2 separate regions of the Homo sapiens genome follow, and region 2 is linked to region 1. A link is an interaction called in ENCODE POLR2A ChIA-PET data of the cell type or tissue named here. Cell type or tissue: A673. All regions are shown on one strand. Each heading gives the region's core, and the rest is flanking DNA. Links, peaks and the distances in the headings are about the cores only. Region 1 overlaps ANKRD44 (ankyrin repeat domain 44). Region 2 overlaps COQ10B (coenzyme Q10B).

What was found. Peaks named below come from ENCODE experiments on the same cell type or tissue, not always from the same donor. Only the 100,000 strongest peaks of a DNase experiment are listed, where the experiment ranks them.
Region 2: POLR2A ChIA-PET joins it to region 1 with 6 read pairs; 3 of 35 experiments call an interaction of 5 or more read pairs at or near these places.

What each region holds. Positions count from the first base shown.
Region 1 is chr2:197,183,364-197,187,763 of GRCh38, forward strand. ANKRD44 (ankyrin repeat domain 44) reads right to left here. Exons shown (of 28, transcript NM_001195144.2): 2 at 3,660-3,743. Among named protein-coding and RNA genes, the nearest start is that of ANKRD44-AS1, 12 kb to the right of the region's middle. RefSeq lists an enhancer at 3,177-4,376. In A673, for the core only: no CTCF peak of the experiment used is centred there; a DNase peak (open chromatin) is centred at 2,078; H3K27ac peaks cover 412 bases.
Region 2 is chr2:197,458,401-197,462,797 of GRCh38, forward strand. COQ10B (coenzyme Q10B) reads left to right here. Exons shown (of 5, transcript NM_025147.5): 2 at 1,532-1,681; 3 at 4,139-4,331. Among named protein-coding and RNA genes, the nearest start is that of COQ10B, 7.0 kb to the left of the region's middle. In A673, for the core only: no CTCF peak of the experiment used is centred there; no DNase peak of the experiment used is centred there.

The DNA of each region.
Region 1 (4,400 bases), core at 296-4,295:
TAGTGAGTAGTGGCTCCTGCACTATTTATTTTCCTTCCTTGACATTTAAATACATGGTTATCAGCCCCTTTTCCCCTTTGAAATGCACCTCCAGGCTTAGCTCTCCAATCCTTATGTGTCCTCCATCTGTCTATGCCTTTTCTTAACAACCACTTCTCTTAAACTACCTAATCCACCCCCAGCAAAAATAGTCACTATGACTCATCCCCAAGGGCATTGGCAAAAGAAAACCATGACAAGAGGACATGCTGGATAAGTGTGGGGTCAAATGATCTTTGTACACACCTGAAGGAGCAGAAAGGGGGAGTTAAAGGGAGAGTCTAAAGAGGGGTGAGTAGAACAAAAGGGCCTGTGGATCCCAAAAAGTGGTAACATCAACCTAAGAACTCAGGCCCTCCTTGTGTTCTTTATCCATTCATTCATTCATTCATTCAACCACTCTTGTGTTCATTTCTCTCCCTCCCTCCATCCCCTGCTTATCTGTTGCCACACACCCAACAGCCCACAAAGGCAAAGCAAATTCCTATATATCTCTCAAGCCTCAGGTTACACATCACTTTATCAGGTCCTCATGATTAACCTTCTCCCTACATAGCATCCCGGATTTTTTCTTTCAAAACTGCATCACAGTGTAATTTCTCATTTGTTGACTTCTCTGCTATGTTGTAAGCTCTATCATGGAAAGGGTGCCATCTCACTGCTGTGTCCCTAGCACTGAGCACACAGTCTCAACTCAATACATAACTATGGATGAATAAGACATCTCCCAGACAAATAAGTGGCATCACTAGAATTCTCTAAGACCAAAAATTGGTGTGGCCAAGATTGCTAACTACTCACTAAAATCCATGCCGTCTCTTTGGGGGCACACAGATACACTAATTCCTTACTCTCCCTCGTAGCTAGGTATGGCCATGGCTAAATTCTGGTCCATGGAATATAAGTGGAAGTGATGTATGCTAATTCCAAGCTGACCCATAAAAATCCTTCCATGGTGGCCGGGCGCAGTAGCTCACGCCTGTAATCTCAGCACTTTGGGAGGCCGAGGCAGGCAGATCACCTGAGGTGAGGAGTTCAAGACCAGCCTGGCCAACATGGTGAAACCCTGTCTCTACTAAAATATAAAAATTAGCTGGGCATGATGGCGGGTGCCTGTAATCCCAGCTACTTGGGAGGCTGAGACAGGAGAATCGCTTGACCCGGGAGATGGTGGTTGCAGTGAGCCGAGATCACGCCACTGCACTCCAGCCTGGGCAGCTGAGCGAGACTCCATCTCAAAAAAAAAAAAAAAAAAAAAAATCCTTCCATGCTTTTCCTCCATGCTCTTTTTCCCTTTGGGGTGGCAGGACTGCACACAACCCCTGTGGTGATCTTAGAGGCCACATGTTGCTACCTGGGATCCTGTTTGGAAAAGGACCACCCCTCTAATATGTTCATAAAGAGACCTAAACTTCATACATCATACATCCATCATACATTTAGGGGTCTATGTGTAACAGTAGTTAACCTATCTAATTCAGTGATAAGTTACAACTGAAGTTAGGCTCCCCTAACCTTTACCAGCTAGCAACTGTTTTGTCACTTTCCCAAAAAGAAATGAAGGCCATTCAGGGGCCAGTACAAACTTTTTTGGTATGTATGACAGAACAAAAGTTCCATTTGCTCATGATCATTAGGAAAATATAGTAACCATGGCTTGGGCTTCCCTGGGCTTGGGCCACAGCCACAAAACAGGCTGGGTGGATTCCCGTGATGTCAGAACACTGGAAAGGGAGCTTGCTGGCCTGGCCTTGGCTCAGAAGCACAGGTCGCAACCCGCAGGCCCTGGACAAATGCCCAACTGCCTTCTGGAGTAGCCTGTCCCTGGCCTCATCTGTGCTTACCTTGCAAAAATGTCACAAACCATTGTCCTGTTGTGCTTAGTGCCAGCTGGGGAGAAGCTGCCAAAAGCTTTTGCAAAAGCCACACCAACCTGCACTGCCATGGAACAATGGCTACACCAAATGACTCGCCTTCTGAATAAAGCATTCAGCCGACCAGACAGACGTAATCCACCTCCCTGTGGCAAAGCTCCTCTTACACTGAAGATGTAGTTGACAACTTCTGTTTCTACTTAACACTAGAGACTTTAAAGAGAACTCCTCTCCCTGGTGGACTTCAGTATTTCACAATTGAATTACATTAAGAGAATTAGTAGCATGTACTGTACATAATTGCTTGTTCAACTCAAATCTAGGAAACTACTAAAAGGGTAAATCATTGACTAAATCATTTTACCTTTCTTTATTGAAGGTTTGTTTTTTTGTGTCAGGACCTTCCAGATACAGTGATTCTTAATCTTTTGGGAGTCAGATACCTTTTTAAGAACTTGATGAAATAGTTTGATTCATTTCACACAAAATATGTATATAGTGCACATATCTACTGCCTGTGACTTCAGAGGGCACACAGGATGCCTAGTTCACCCACTGATCCCAGACCCAGAGTCATGAACCTTTTAGGGCAAGGGTCAGCAAACTTTCCCTAAAAAAACAGATAGTAAATATCTTTGGCTTTGTGAGCCACTTATAGTCTGTTTCACAACTACCCAATTCTGCTGTTGCAGTGCAAAAGTAGCCACAGATAATACATAAATGAATGAGTATGGCCGTGTTCCAACAAAACTGTATTTATGAACACCAAATTTGAATTTCAGGTCATTTTCATGTGTCACAAAATATTATTCTTCTCTTGATTTTTTTCTCAACACTTGAAAAATAAAAACCATTTTTAGCAGGAGGCCTGCAGAAAAAAATGTATGATGTACCATAGGTTGCCAACCACTGCTGCAGGGCATGGGTTCCAGGGGTTCATCACCTTGGAAAAAAAATTGCACCTCTATTATCACTGACTTCTGATTGGAATTTAGCATTTCCTTCCACTATGAATGTAGGCCATAAACCACAGTAGCAACATCAGTAACTGTAATGCTGTCACCAGCAGAAATCACAGGTATGTTCATATAACATTAGAGTTGTTGCACACAACTCAAAATACTGATTATGCTCATCACTATATTTAAATTATGCTCACTCTTAGATCTTCTGCTGTATCTGGTTATTTAACCAGATTTTTTTTTTGAGGTAGGGTCTTACTCTGTCAACCAGGCTAGAGTGCAGTGGCGTGATCAAAGTTCACTGCAGCCTCGAACTCCTGGGCTCAGGCAATCCTCCCACCTGTGCCTCCATCACTATGCCCGGCTAATTTTTCTTTTTTTTTTTTTTTTTTTTTTTTTTTTTTTTTTTAGAGACAGAGTTTCACCATGTTGCCCAGGTCTCAAACTCCTGGGCTCAAGTGATCTGCCCAACTCAGCCTCCCAAAATTCTGGGATTATAGGCATGAACCACTGCGCCCAGCCTAAATGTGTTATTTTTTTTAAAAGCACATATATTACCATATTACAAAGTATATTTTTAATATTTGGGTAACTGTATCTCAATAACTGATTTCCATTGTAACCCTAGATATTTTATTTCTTATATAGGGTTTAAGAACAGTGTCCTGAGAAACAGTCTGGAGCTTTCACCAGATATCAAGAGTCCATGGTATATAAAAGGTTAAGAGTCCTTTCCTGCTCCAGGCTAACAGGGCCTGAGTAGCAAAACCACAGTATCTCTTACCAGAGTATTCACATCTTCAGTTTTATGGATGAGCATCCGGATCTCCTCTGGATCACCGCTGAAGATTGCCTGAACCAATGGTGGCTGCAAACACAAGAGAATGGGAATCAGAACTAAAATTAATACATCTGATCACATACAGATGCAGATGGTGAGAAGATTTGTTCCTTAAAAGTTTATTGAACCATTATCAGTTGGCAGACAAAGATGAATAAGACTCAGACCAACCCTTACAAGAAGTCCAGTGGGGGAGATATTTACATAAAGAAATAACTATTATACAATCTGAAAGCCAGGCCAGATAGTCTCTAACCTGAACTATGAACTACAGTGAATGTACCATGAACACCACCCATCACTGAAACTTTGATAGGCCCTTAAATCCCTGACAAGGAAACTACTAAATCTGTGGTTTTGTGCATACAATCCCTGTTATGAATTGAATTGTATCCCCACCAACATTGATATGTTGCAAGCCCTAACCCCCAAAGCGACTGTATTTGGAGACAGGGCCTTTAAGGAGATAATTCAGATTAAAAGAGGTCGTAAGGGTGTGGCCCTGATCCAATAGGACCGGTGTCTTCATAAGAAGAGGAAGAGACACCAGAGCTCACGTTCTCATTCTCTCTCTCTCTCTCTCTCTCTCTCTCTCTCTCCCTCTTCTTCTCCCTCTCTCTCTTTCTTCTCTCTCACACAGGAGGAAAGGCCATGTGAAGACACAGTGAAAACGTGGCCGTTGGT
Region 2 (4,397 bases), core at 398-4,397, 280 kb after region 1:
AGGTCACCCTGTCTAAAGGAGGTCCTAATTACACCTCCCTCTTCCCTGCATCTCTTCTTCAGCACTTTTTTGAATCAATCTTCAACTAGAATATAATCTTCATAAGGCTTATGTTTGTTCTATTCACCATTATATCCTTAGTACTTAGCACAGTCTTAACTTAGAATAGGAGCTCAGTAAATATGTGGATAATTTAAATTGAATTATCCTGGCCAGCAATGACTAAATGACTAGTAGTGTCAAATAGTCAAATAGTTACGTAATAATCTTTTTTCTTTTCTCTTTTTTTTTTTTTTTTGAGACGGAGTCTCATTCTGTTACCCAGGCTAGAGTGTGGTTGCACAACTTCGGCTTACTGCAACCTCCGCCTCCCGGGTTCAAGTGATTCTCCTGCCTCAGCCTCCTGAGTAGCTGGGACTACAGGCGCCTGCCACCACACTCAGCTAATTTTTTGCATTTTTAGTAGAGATGGGGTTTCACCATGTTAGTCAGGCTGGTCTTGAATTCCTGACCTCGTGATCCACCCGCCTCGGCCTCCCAAAGTGCTGGGATTACAGGCATGAGCCACCTCACCCAGTCACTTATGTAATAATCTTATTAAGGAAAGTTGAAAATATTTAGGTGAACAAGCATATAGCAGACATTTGTACATAGAAGTACCTCAAACAATAAGTTTCTGGTTAACTAGACATGTTTTTACATATATGCATTGAAATGGAGACTGCAAGGTAAAGGAGAACGCAGCAACAGTTGGTTTTTATTTGTTTTGTTTTTGCTTTTGTTGAGATAGAGTCTCGCCCTGTCACCCAGGCTGCAGTGCCCGTGGTGTGTTCATAGCTCATTGCAACCTCGAAGTGCTGTATTCAAGCGATCCTGCTGCCTCAGATTCCTGAGTAACGGGAACTACAGGCACATGCCACCATGGCCGGCTAATTTTTAAATTTTTTTGTAGAGACAGGGTCGCTATGTTGCCCAGGCTGGTCACAAACTCCTGGCCTCAAGGGATTCTCATGCATCAGCCTCCCAAACCACTGGGATTACAGGTTTGAGCCACCATGCTTGGCATCAGTACTCACCATCTGGTAGGTGGTCCTACCAGATGTCTGCCAAGAGATTTGAGACCTAATTTTAAGTCTCACTGGAGTGGATCAAGAATTAAGAAACACCTGTGGATCCAGCTAGGAAAACAACGTGGGTAGACAACACAAATCAGAAAATAGATTTGTGTATCTAGCAAAGCTTATGGTAAGAGTAAGTTGTAACATGTGACTACAGAGTGAAAGCCAACTTTCTGGGAGAGATGCCTTTTATGCCAGAAGCTTCTAACCTAACTAAGCTGTTATTTTTGTTTTTTTTTTTTACAGTGTTTAAGAAGCTGTGCTTTTTCTGTGCCCGTGTGTGTGTATTTTTTCAGAAACATTCTGAAGTTGCAAAGCCTTACAAAGTGGATAATTACTTTATAGTTTCTATAATTTGTGCTTCCTTTTAATTTTTACTGTCACTCTAAATCAGGTGATTTTTGTCTTTTCAGATATTTAGCTTCCTGTGGTATACTGATGAGCAGAACTCTTCCACTACATACCTCAATTTTGCCTAAGGAGATATGTGCACGAACTTTCTTCAAAATCACTGCACCATTAATAAACAAAAGGAAAGAATATTCAGAGAGAAGAATTTTAGGGTTCGTATATGATAAGAATTCTACTAAAAGAGCATGTTCACAATTTTCCGTGGGGTATCGTGTTGTGCCTCTTTCTCTCTGGATTATCTTCTTACAGACTAAGCTCTCTTTTCTAGGTTGGCCTTTTTCTTTTTTTTTTTTTTTTCTTTTGAGATGGAGTCTCACACTTGAGTGCAGTGGCGCAATCTTGGCTCACTGTAACCTTCGCCTCTCAGATTCAAGAGATTCTCCTGCCTTAGCCTCCCGAGTAGCAGGCACATGCCACCATGCCTAGCTAATTTTTGTATTTTTAGTAGAAACAGGGTTTCACTGTGTTGGCCAGGCTGGTCTCAACCTCCTGACCTCATGATCCACCTGCCTTGGCCTCCCAAAGTGCTGGGATTACAGTCATGAGCCACTGCTCCTGACCTAGCCATTGCTATTTTATAAATATTTGTTGAATGAATATAATTATATGGTAACTCTTTAGTATAGACTTAAATCTTTGACATGTAAAGAAAATTATTTATGACTTACATTTTTTGTACATTGTTCTTTTCTGTATTAGCAACATTACTGATACATTGGGCCATATGTTTACATAGCTTCCTCATGTATAGATATACATAGATAAGTACATACATACTAAGGCTCCTCATCTAGAGCCTTTGGTAAACATTTTCTGTGAAGGGACAGATAGTAACTATATTAGGTTTTGTGGGCCATAGGGACTGCTCAGCTCCTTCATTGTAGTCCGAAGGCAGACATAGATAATATTTAAATAAACGGGTGTGGCCACATTCCAGTAAAACTTTATTTACAAAAACAGGCGATGGGCCAGGTGTGGCCCCTGATCTAGGGGTAAATAGAGCAGATGGTAAAGACACTACAGTTCTGCTAAACCGGAAATACACCATCCCTCCATAGGGGAATTTCTACAAATGGCTCTTAATTCCTAACTGGCCATGAAGCTTTGTGAAAGTGCATTTCGTTAATTTTACTCATTTGCTTTTGTTCTCCCTATTTTTCTGTAGTAAAAGACTTAACAGCATTGTTCACTAAGTTCACCTTTATTACTAGCTAGTCTCTGTATTAGTTAAGGTAATGCTAACAGCCCTATAGATAATACCCAAGAGTTTATTTTTTTTTCTCATGTAGAGTTCAAATGGGTGTGCCGTCTACTGTAGTCCAAGTAGTGACTCAGAAACCCAGGCTACATCCAACTTTTGACCTCTGTAATTACTTAGTCTTCAGAATGTTGATCACATTGGTCTGGAGGTGACACACAACACCTCCTCCCAGATATTACTGGCAACAGCTAATTGTGACCCCATCTAAACGCAGTGGAAATGAGGACTGGGAATTGTTGCTCCTGATGGGCAGGTACTTCCTAGCAACAGCACCACGTAAAAAGAGTGCAAATCTTTGGATAGACATCATTGTCACAGGTGTTACCTGTTAAAAAGAGAAATGGCAACTAAAAAAATACTGATTTAGTCTGTGTGTGTGTGTGTGTGTGTGTGTGTGTGTGTGTGAGGGAGGGAGAGGGAGAGGTGTACAGGGTCTCAGAGAGAGAGAGAGAGAGAGAGAGAGAGAGAGAGAGAGGTGTACAGGGTCTCACTCTATAGCCCAGGCTGTGGCATGATCTTCACTCACTGCAACCTCTGTCTCTTGGGTTCAAGCAAATCTCATGTCTCAGCCTCCCGAGTAGCTGGGATTACAAGCGTGTGCCACCACACCTGGCTAATTTTTGTATTTTTAGTAGAGACCGGGTTTTACCATGTCGGCCAGGCTGGTCTCAAACTCCTGACCTCAGGTGATCTACCCACCTCAGCTTCCCAAAGTGCTGGGATTACAGGCCACCACTCCTGGCCATACTCTCAATTTTTAAATGCTGGCTACTAAAAATTTAAAAACTACCTCTTTAGGCCGGGCGCGGTGGCTCATGCCTGTAATCCCAGCACTTTGGGAGGCCGAGGTGGGCGGATCACCAGGTCAGGAGATCGAGACCGTTCTGGCTAACACAGTGAAACCCCATCTCTATTAAAAGTACAAAAAATTAGCTGACTGTGGTGGCACGTGCCTGGAGTCCCAGCTACTCGGGAGACTGAGGCAGGAGAATCGCTTGAACCCGGGAGGTGGAGGTTGCAGTGAGCCGAGATCGTACCACTGCACTCTAGCCTGGGTAACAGAATGAGACTCCATCTCAAAAAAAAAAAAAAAAATTACCTCTTTATGTCAGATTCAACCTGTGAGATGCCAAATTGTGATCTCTGCCATATCATGTATGTGTTTATTTAGAGACCTTTTATTTTCTGTGTTGCTTTGAGGTCATTGATTCCAGAATGTGGTTTAATATATGTGCTGAATGATTTATTTATCATACACAGTAAGTTTTATACATATTCACTTTAAAGTATGCATATATTATATAACTAGATGGAGTTAACACCTCTTTTTTATTTTTATTTTTTAAAGATATTCAATGCAGGAAATGTATGATGTAGTATCGGGAGTGGAGGATTACAAGCATTTTGTTCCTTGGTGCAAAAAATCAGATGTTATATCAAAGAGATCTGGATATTGTAAAACAAGATTAGAAATTGGATTTCCACCTGTGTTGGAGCGATATACATCAGTAGTAACCTTGGTGAAACCTCATTTAGTAAAGGTAACAGTTTTGTTTTTTGTTGTTTTTAAATATTCTTCCATATATTAACTTTGTCAAATGAGTTAA